Regions from separate parts of the Homo sapiens genome. Here region 2 is linked to region 1. The links are chromatin loops, found by intact Hi-C in ENCODE. Cell type or tissue: PC-3. All regions are shown on one strand. Each heading gives the region's core, and the rest is flanking DNA. Links, peaks and the distances in the headings are about the cores only. Region 1 overlaps PKD1L1 (polycystin 1 like 1, transient receptor potential channel interacting). Region 2 overlaps PKD1L1 (polycystin 1 like 1, transient receptor potential channel interacting).

Evidence for each region. Hi-C counts contacts between places; a loop is a spot of excess contacts. Peaks named below come from ENCODE experiments on the same cell type or tissue, not always from the same donor. Only the 100,000 strongest peaks of a DNase experiment are listed, where the experiment ranks them.
Region 2: a loop joins it to region 1, with 4 times the contacts of the local background. A loop is called at or near these places in 1 of 110 quality-filtered maps.

What each region holds. Positions count from the first base shown.
Region 1 is chr7:47,843,943-47,849,321 of GRCh38, forward strand. It overlaps PKD1L1 (polycystin 1 like 1, transient receptor potential channel interacting), which reads right to left. Exons shown (of 57, transcript NM_138295.5): 32 at 2,937-3,129; 33 at 1,053-1,136. Among named protein-coding and RNA genes, the nearest start is that of PKD1L1-AS1, 51 kb to the left of the region's middle. In PC-3, for the core only: no CTCF peak of the experiment used is centred there; DNase peaks (open chromatin) are centred at 499 and 2,389; H3K4me3 peaks cover 816 bases; H3K27ac peaks cover 3,078 bases.
Region 2 is chr7:47,899,648-47,905,026 of GRCh38, forward strand. It overlaps PKD1L1 (polycystin 1 like 1, transient receptor potential channel interacting), which reads right to left. Exons shown (of 57, transcript NM_138295.5): 12 at 4,731-4,970; 13 at 2,732-2,864. Among named protein-coding and RNA genes, the nearest start is that of PKD1L1, 46 kb to the right of the region's middle. In PC-3, for the core only: no CTCF peak of the experiment used is centred there; a DNase peak (open chromatin) is centred at 2,164.

The DNA.
Region 1 (5,379 bases), core at 138-5,137:
CCCACCAAGATAGAGCCTGTTCAGAGCTCTGCCCCACGAGCTCTGCAGGGTGCTCACATCCTTCCACCTGGACAATACTCTGAAACCTTTCGGATTCTGGCCAGATAGCCCCTGTAGAACTTCAGGTGTTGCCTCTCTCTGGACATCTTCCAGGGCTGCTTCCCCCATGGTTTGCCCCAGCCCCAGTGGTATCAATGCCGCAGACACCATGGTTGAGGCTGCTGTCTTCTGAGCCCTGATCACTGAATGGCCAGTGACCTGTTCTGCACCCAACATCTGTTGCATTAGCAATTCATATCTTATTTACTAATTATCTGGTCCACCAACTAGTCTATAAAGTAATACGATTGATGAAATAATAAAGTAAGGTAGAGTTTCTTACTATATGAATATAAGGAGAAAAAAATTTAACACTCAACACCCCAGAAAATGCAGACTCTGCCCTAGATATTCATTCAGCAAATATTTACTCTAAGCATTGTATTAAATGTAGGGTGACACTGATGAATAAGACAGGGAAGGTTCCTGTCCATATCAGCTTACATTCACTTTACTCATATCTCAGAGTCTAAATATAACCATTTCATATAAAAGTGGCTATAAAAATAGTGTACATTTTAAATCTATTATCTAAAATGGGATACTCCAGAGAGAGAAAGAGGGAGCTATTAATAATTAGGCTGTGACAATAAACATAAACCAGGACAGGCTCTTTAGGTATTATTGTCACTGTAGATATCAACCCTATCAATAATAATTGACCAAATTCACACTGAACTAAAACTAAACTTAAAAGTATGAAAAGTATGTTGACTTTCTTGTGTTTACAAATCTCTCATCAGTGAATTCAAGTATAGAGAGACAAGATATATAAGTATATATTCAACTATATAATATTTAAAGATAATTATCTACTAATATGCACATTTCAAAAATGCAATGATAGTAAGTAACATGGATTTCAAGCACCCCCGGAATTATATGTGGGCATCCTGAGTGAACAGTAAAACAAATAAAGTCTATGAAGTCTTTATGTAGGAAATGGAACTTACCTCTGTAGCTTGGAAATGTCACTCACTTCAAAACTGGCCTTCAGCTTTCTCCTTAGGAGAGCGAATGCCGCGAGGCGATGGTAGCTAGGAGGGAAATGCGGATGAGGATACAGAATGTGTGGAGAGAGCAGCTGTTGACAGTGTAATGGCATGTTGGTTAAAGGAATGAGAAAAGGAAGAAAGAGTGCAATAATGATAACTTTATGACTAAGACCCAGTTTAAAAGATTCACCTGACACCTAAGTTAGAAATGAGGGACACTTCTGATGTGCCAGAGTTCTTCACATCTGCGTGTTGGGGCACATGGCTCCCATGGAGGCTGTCCTGAGATGCAAGACTCCACAGCATATGGCGGTCTTCATGACAGCCCTCCACAGCATGGCTGCAGCCTGAGGCTCTCGGGTCCCAGTCACAGCCTAGCTGTGCTGCTGGTCAAGCTCTGGCCAACTCCTCTGCCTAAGCACCAGTTCCTGGCATTACAAATATCCTACCCTGACAATCACTGTAAACACTGTCTCCTTTTTTAAAAATAAAGTCTATCTCACCCTCATTATCTTGTGAGCAGGTCCTAGGTGTTATTGATTTATTTTAAATTTTTTGTTTGTTTGTTTTTGAGATGGAGTCTTGTTCTGCTGCCCAGGCTGGAATGCAGTGGCGTGATTTCAGCTCACTGCAACCTCTGCCTCCCAGGTTCAAGCGATTCTTGTGCCTCAGCCTCCCAAGTAACTGGGATTGCAGGTGTGTGCCCATCTAATTTTGTATTTTTAGTAGAGATGGGGTTTCGCTATGTTGGCCAGGCTGGTCTCAAACTCCTAACCTCAAGTGATCCACCTGTCTCAGCCTCCCAAAGAGCTGAGATTACAGGCATGAGCCACCACGCCTGGCCTGTTATTCATTTTTGTACCCTTGGCTCATAAAAAAGTGCCTAGCAGAGAGTAGTTACGTAATGGAGAATGAATGATTGCATTAATGCATTTATCAATAATTTAATATGGAAGCAAAATATTGGGCCATTACCAGTAAGTTTGGATGTGCTCCTAGCAATGGCATTAGAAAAATTTAAGAGTGTAACATAAGAAAATCAATAAATGGCTATGAATTGCACTGCTACGGTATGATCTGGATATATTTGCCTCCTAGCAGGAAATCACAAAATATAATGTCTTATGGCTTATTTGTTTTTTAAAAGGAAATGACTATTTCTGCTTCTAAATATGACTAATAATTGTTTATCCTAATGAAAAGGTAAGGGCAACAAAAAAGAATGATCTGAGCCTCTTATAGAATTGTTAGTCTGTCAGCTAGATGACAAACAATTTCTAATTTAGTGACATGACTCATATGCCCAGAAATTCCTGAGGAGGCTGTTCATGTTTGCGCAGAGACTTTTCTTGCCTCAGAAAGCACACCTTCACCACCAGGCTGTGGAGGGTCCTCTGAAGATGAGGGACTCTCAGGGCAACATGGGGGCATGGTGAGAGCTGAGGGTCCCACCTGCCTGACTACAAACTGCGTACTCAAAGGATGTCAGCACTTCTATGATAAGAAAACTGACAGGTTCATCTATCACTCATCCACCGACTCATGTCTTCAACAGACACTTACTAAACACCTCCTCCATGACAGTCGGTACGGGAAGGAGGAATACGAGGACAGTCTATAAAGCAGCCCTTGCTCCTTGGGAGCCCATAGAGTGGGAGAACCAAGGCTGACACACGAACTGGCTATGAGAGAACTGACACAGGCTGGAGAGTTGTACAAACCAAGAGAGCTCCAGCTTCTTATGGACAAGGTTCAGGAAAGGCTCTAGGGGTTGGGCCAAATGCAGAAGACAAGGCAGTCATTTACTAAAAATCTCAGATTCTTTCTCAAATGTGTCTATACCTGCAGTTCACTTTTTCAGGAGAAGTCCCTGGTTGTGGAGAGAAACGTTCAGATTTCCACTCTCTCTTGTCCCAAAACAGGCATCGGATCCACTGGAAATGTACTGTATAGTTCACTGCCTTAGCTAAATATCTGTTTGGAGGTTTTCTGTCATAGTCAGCATCCAATAAGGATAAATAGCCTACACTGGCATCTAAAAAGAGAAAACATAAATAAAAAGTACAACCTGAGGTTTGCAGAAAGGCATTCTCCATTTCAAACGCAGACAGAGTAGGCAGATAGGTGGGGACAAGGACTACAGATGAGCAAGAACTGAAAGACAGCATCAAATTCTAGCCATTTCCTGTCCCCGAAGCATTTAAATTTGGATTAAATCCACCCAGTCAAAGCTCCTGGATGCAGATACGAATTGAGGAATGGTAGAGAATTGGGAAGAAAAACAGTGTTTCTAGCATCCCGTATGTTCCAAGTGCCCCCTGACACCCTGAACAGGCCACACCCCCTGACCTTAGTGGGGATGGAAGAGGGTTGAGTCAGTTTCTTTAGCTGCCATTCAAGCCCACTTCCTGCTCCTCGCCAGTTTGTCAGCCAGCCTGCGAAATTTCAGTATACCCAGGGTCTAAACCCATTCTGGTAAGGACAGCACAATGACCCATGGAGTTTTAGCCTATCATTTTTTTTTTATGTTTAGCCTACTTTTTATATTTAGAAGCAGAAGTATTTAACATTCTACTTATTTAAAAATTGCCCAAGACTTTTTAATAAGTGGTGTTGGGACAACTAGACATTAGCCCTTTGTAAAAATATGGGCACCTCATGCTATAAAAAATAATAATAAACATTAGCAAATCAGATATCTAAATATGAAAGAAAAAACAAAAACAAACTGCACAAGTACTGAGGAACACATGAATGACTTCTTTTATAATCTGGACATAAGAAATAAATTTTGAACGATGGTTCAAAATCTAAGAGTCTTACAAGAAATGGTGGATAAATTACTATTTTAAAAATAGCCCTAACATATAAAGAGCTCTTAAACATCAAGAAAAAACAAACTCAATACAAAAGTGGGCATATATGAACAATTCACAGAAAAAAAGTGGATAATGGCTTTAAATATATGAAAAAATACCCAACTTAATTCATATAAAATGCATATTAAAATGAACATTTCTCAATTATAAGACTGGCAAAACTCAATAGCTTGAAAATACATCCTTTTGGCAAAGACGTGGGAAAACAGGCAGCTTCAGACACTGCTGGAGGTAAACGTGACAATACTTACCAAAACCACATAGGCATTTACCATCCGACCCAGGAACAGCCTATCTAGGAATTAAACTTGAAGATACACTCCTCCCCCTACATGTAATACAGTATATGCACAAGTCTTCCATGTGAATACATAGGAGACTGGCTGAATAAACTACGGTCCATCTATACAATGGAGAAGCACATAGCAGTTAAAAAAAAAAGATATCGATGAATAAATACATACGGAGTGATTTCTAAATATGTAATTTAAGTAAGAAAAGCACAATGCAAATGAGTGTAAGAAATAAGGGGAAATAATGTGGGTATGCATGGGCTTATTTTCCCAAAAAGAAACATCAGGAAAACAATTCCCATAAAATTATAATCATCGAGGCTGGGCGCAGTGGCTCACGCCTGTAATCCCAGCACTTTGGGAGGCTGAGGTGGACCACCTGAGGTCGGGAGTTCGAGACCAGCCTGACCAACATGGAGAAACTCTGTCTCTACTAAAAATACAAAATTAGCCGGGTGTGGTGGCGCATGCCTGTAATCCCAGCTACTCAGGAGGCTGAGGCAGGAGAATCACTTGAACCCAGGAGGTGAAGGTTGTGGTGAGCCAAGATCGTGCCATTGGACTCCAGCCTGGGCAACAAGAGTGAAACTCCAGTCTCAAAAGAAAAAAAAAATTATAATCATTGTTCTTCACAGAACTAGACAAAACAATCCTAAAATTCATATGGAATCACATAGCCAAAGCAATACTAAGCAAAAGGAACAAATCTGGAGGCATCACATTACCAGACTTCAAACTATACAACGAGGCTATAGTTACCAACACAGCATGCTACTGGCATAGAAATAGGCATGTAGACCAATGGAACAGAATGCAGAACCCAAAAATAAGGCCAAATACCTAAAGCCAATTGATTTTTGACAAAGCAAACAAAAACATAAAGTGAGGAAAGGACACCCTATTCAACAAATGGTGCTGGGATAATTGGCTAGCCACGTGTAGAAGAATAAAACTGGATCCTCATCTCTCATTTTATGTAAAAAATCAACTCGAGCTGGATCAAAGACTTAAATCTAAGACTTGAAGCTGTAAAAATTCTAAAAGATAACATCAGAAAAACTCTTCTAGACATTGGCTTAGGCAAATAATTCATGACCAAGACCCAAAAGCAAA
Region 2 (5,379 bases), core at 66-5,065, 56 kb after region 1:
AAGGTTCCCTAAAAATTGGAAAGGGAAGGCCAGGCACGGTGACGCAAGCCTGTAATCCCAGCACTTTGGGAGGCCAAGGTGGGCGGATCACGAGGTCAGGAGATCAAGACCATCCTGGCTAACACGGTGAAACCCTGTTTTTACTAAAAATACAAAAAATTAGCCAGGTGTGGTGGCGGACGCCTGTAGTCCCAGCTACTCTGGAGGCTGAGGCAGGAGAATGGTGTGAACCCGGGAGGCGGAGCTTGCAGTGAGCCCAGATTGCACCACTGCACTCCCTCCTAGGCAACAGAGCGAGACTCCATCCCAAAAAAAAAAAAAATCGGAAAGGGAAAAACCTGGAGGCAGCTGAGAAATGGGATTTTAAGAAATCTTGGTGCTCATTATAAATGAAAGTTTACTTTTGACATTCTTTAGGTGACTTTAGTTATAATTAAAATTACTTTCCAATTACTTTTTATTGTTTCTATTCTGAATATGATATCATTCTAAGATTTGTCACAAAACTGCCCAGATTTATATGGGTTACAGCAAATTTTAATACTAGGATGCCAATTTTTAGCTCATTCATGATAATAAACATTAAAAAATATGAAATGCCTAGTGAGAGTGAGAGTTGGTCCCTCAGAGCGGACACATGTGAGCTGCTACAAAAACATCTCTAGGCTTGTCAAGATTCTGGGAAAGGCATTGTGTTCTTCAGTTCTATAACTTGTAGTAATTATTCCTGTGAAAAGGCCATACACTTGCAGAACAATGTACAGACAGTGTAATTGCCAAGTTATTTGTAGTGATAGAAAACCGGAAACTTGGCCAGGCATGGTGGCTCATCGCACATTGGGAGGCCAAGGTGGGCAGATCACCTGAGGTCAGGAGTTCAAGACCAGCCTGACCAACATGGTGAAACCCCATCTCTACTAAAAATACAAAATTAGCTGGGTGTGGTGGTGAGCGCCTGTAATCCCAGCTACTTGGGAGGCTGAGGCAGAAGAATAGCTTGAACCCAGGGGGTGGAGACTGCAGTGAGCCGAGATCATGCCATTGCACTTCAGCCTGGGCAACAAGAGTGAAACTCAGTCTCAAAAATAAATAAATAAATAAATAAAAAGAAAACTGGCAACAACAGTTGTTCAATCAGAGGACATTATATAGTGATGTATAATCTTTATGTATGATTTAACAGTAAGACATCATTAAAATTATGTAATCAAAAGGCTGCTTAATAACAAAAGAAAATGCTCACACTGCAACCCAGGTTTGTGACAAACACACATACCACATATAAAAAGCCTTAGAAAAATACTGAAAATAAATAATTAGACAAAAGTGGCTATCACCTACTGCCTGGATTTGAGATGATTTCATTTTTTTCTTTATACTTTTAGAAAACACGTAAAATAAAGAAAAAATGACCGGGCAGGGTCCTTCAGGTCCATAATCCCAGAACTCTGGGAGGCCAAGGCAGGTGGATCAATTGAGGCCAGGAGTTAAAGACCAGCTAGCCTGGCCAATATGGCAAAACCCCATTTCTACTAAAAAAATTAGCTACGCATGGTGGTGCACACCTGTAATCCCTGCTACTTGGGAGGCTGAGGCAGGAGAATCGCTTAAAGCCAGGAGGCAGAGGTTATAGTGAGCCAAGATCATGCCACTGCACTCCAGCCTGGGCAACAGAGTCTCAAAAAAAAAAAAAAAAAAAAAGAAAAGAAAAAATGAAATTATCAATCTTATTTTCTGTGTTTTACAGATAAGAAAATAAAAATAACAATGTTTTACAGATAAAAAACTCAAGAAAACCACTCTGTCCCATGTCCTAACAGCAGAGTCAGGACGGGAGCCAGAGTCCTCCTGCCTAGGGTCTGTGCTTTTTCCTGCTGTGCCTTTTGCTTTAGTCCCTTTGCTATTTGGGTCCAAATCTCACACCCAGAGAACGCGTTCCCCCAGCACGCAGACCTGCCCAACAGCGTGGGTGCTCGCTGGTCTAAAGGTGGGCAGGGGTATTGCCTGTGTGGGGGCCGGGACCCTTTCCGGATTGCCCCGGGCACTTGGTCTCTGCATGCTGATCTCCACCAGCACCCTCTGCGGGCTGACCTCTTGGGGTCAGATGCCACAGAAAGCAGTTTAGCAAATGCAGCTTAGTCACGGATTTTAATTCCCATGTGTCATTTGAGCACCTCTGCCCTGAAAAGGAAAATTTGCTCTGAATCACAGGCCTCAAAGGAATGAAAGAAATAAAAACCAACCCTATTTTTTCTAACCCAGAATAGGTGTTCAACAGATAACCGATCATGTCCTTTCATTTTGGTGTTACATATATTCAAATGTTTCATTCTCCTGAAAATGCTACAGTTCTTAGCATAATCCAAAAAAAGAAAGGAAAGGAAAGGAAAAGAAAAGAAAAGAAAAGAAAAAAAAGAAAAGAAAAGAGCTCCTTAAAGTGAGCTGTGCTGAATGCCAGAGTAATGCAGGCGAATAAAGAACTTATTCACACACCAGACCCCAGAAATGACACTGTCTCCTCCTGTCCAGGCTGGGGTAGCCCTCCCTCCCCTGAGGACCCAGGTCACCCGCTCTGAAGCCCTTATAGGCACTCCTTTGTGTAAATTGCAGTAGGATAAACTGGACAAAGCCTCGCTTCATGCCCCAAACTCTCACCACTCCAAACAGTGGTCCCAACTCAGAGGGAGGCTGAAAAGAGGCTGGTGGAGGATTTCCCAGACTCCGAGCCTACCTGGACTTTCCCAGGCCCCATGTTCTTCACCAGGGGTGGCTGGCAGGGCTCGCACACGATGAAAAGTTGCTGTCTTAGAGTGGAGGCACTGACATTATTGAAGGCAAGGACCTCCACTGTAAATTCTCCTTCCCTGGGACGGTGGAAAGCACAGAAATGAACAAATTTATGTTGATGAACGTCAGGCTTTCATTCACTCTTCATACCCACTCATATCTGCAGAATTATAGTATTTGACAGCAAGTCATCCCATGAATAAGAACAGAAGAGTCAAGGGTCACAAGACTGATTTCCACAGAGGTCTTTCATCATTTAATCAACAGACTGGCTCCCCAGCTAGCCTGGGCCAGGCCAAGTACCAAACTCCCAGACCGATGTCACATGCTATATTCAAACAATACATCTATGTGAGGGGCATGTTGCTTCCTTCTTTGGGCAACCCTCCCCACAGCCATGACCTGGCCCCCTTTTGATAACAGAACAGATCTATATATTTTCTCTGTGTGATGGGTACCCCAACCCATAACTGGGGGGTCTCCGGGGATGGTCTTCCTGTTCTATTTCCTGCTCCATGGATCAGTTTTCCTGACCAATTTCTTAGAGTCCTACAAACTCAGGAAGGACAGGATAGATCCATAGCCTGTCTCCGGGTAAGGGGAGCATGTCACAGCTGTGGAGAGATTCAGGACAGTTGGAGGTGAGAGCTGGGTAGCTCCTGACCCAGCAGGTAGTGCTTTACTAAGGAAATAAGTGGTTATTTTGCAAATGTTGCAACATGGATAACTACTTAAGACTTCTGAATTTGAAAGAGAAAAATATTCCCATCAGAAGACCACAAATTTGAGTTTGCAAGGACCAGAATATCACTTGCCATCCTGGAGCTCCAGCAAGAAAGGTAGGGCCTACTGATAAGAATGAAGACTAGATGGTTTTCTCAGGTTGTCAGAGCGCCCAGGGCACACTCTAGAGATGACAGTGGAGGCACCGAATAAACCATGTCACTTCCACAGGGCACAAAAGGGCTTCTGGAGCTACCGAGTATATCGCCAGGTACCTAGGCCACCATGTGCTCAATTGAGCATGCACCAATCTACAAGCCACTACTGCTCAATTCTTTCCTTATGTGAAAATCTATTTCTGATGAAAAAGTCCTGAATCCATAGTTAGTGATGGGGCCATTCAGTCCCCACCAAAGCGTGGAGAGGCTGCAGTGTGGGTTCTCATGGAAATCTTGCATTGGAGGAAGTTTGCAATCTTTCCCTGATGCCACTGCCTACACGAACCTCATTTTCTAGATACTTCTGCACCCTTTGACATTTCCCTACAGCAGCATAAAGTTTTGATGCCAGCCTGAGGCTCAGCCTTGACCATGTGTGTCTCCCTACTGAAAGGATTAGATCCACTTGGGTCCTAGGACTCACCCTAGAGGCTCGGCTGGGAATGAGTGATCCAGCCAGTCTGCACCTTATCATATCTCCACGATGCTTTGTCCCAGGTACACAGTGGACACTCAGTAAATGCAGAGTTAAAGGACAGAGTTCATGCTCTTCCATATGACATCAAGGCCCTTCACAATCTGCCAACCTACACTCATCTCACCCTTCTATATACGTCTTGCCAGTCACTCCAAACATCTCCTGTTGGCACCTCACTTAGCACCTTTGCCCAGGACCTTGTCACTGTTTGGGAGCCTCTCTCCCATTTCCCTTTGTCAAGCTCCTACTCAAGATATCACTTTCAGTAAGCCATCCCCACCACATCACAGGCCTCCTTTGCAGCCACAGCCCCTGTACTGAAAGCATCTCTTTCCTCTTTGTCTTTCCCCTGGACTAGGAGCTCCTTGAGAAGCATGGTCAGGTCTTATTTGTCTCTGTGTAATCATCTGTCACCTACGTTGACTGACAGGCAGGTCTCTATGTGGAACCCAAGGGCTGATGCCTTAAGACTCTGATTCCCGCGCTGTCTGTAGAGAGCACTCCGCCGCCTTGCAGTGGCTCACCTACTGTAGACATGGCTGCTGGAGCTGCTCCCCAGGCTGACGGTGCCATCCCCAAAGTCCCACAGGTAGGCAACATCTGTGCCGAAGTTGATCCAGCACTCAAAGGCCACACTGGCATTTACCAGAGCTGAGGAGGGGGACGTGAGCCGATTGGCCACAATTTTCTTCTGCACCCTGATGACATGGGGCTCAGAGACCACACTGCTCATCCTGTTGGAAGCCTTAACCATCACACGATACCTGCAGGATGGGGAAAGGAGGGCAGGGAAGGCAGATGGCAAGACAAGAACAGGGTCAGGTCTAGAGAAACCGTCTGCTATACTTTAAGAGGAAGGCGGGGGAGGGGGAGGCAGCATTTAATTTGTAAGAACTACAAAAGTATCTAGTGATTTTCATCTTATTGAGGAGAAGGGGGTTGATATTTTTGACTACCCCCCTCTTCATTATTTAATTCATTTCTCAAAGCAGTAGGGGTAAGCATCATTGCCCTTTCTTAGATGAGGAATTTCTTAGGTCACATGGGTGGCCGAGATAGAATTCGAACCTAGGACTGTCTGCTTCAAAGCCCTACACCGTTTCCCTTAGTTCAAGCTGAAGAGAAATGAACGAAATCTTCCCTTAAATCTTATGTTGAGTTTGCTTCACAGAA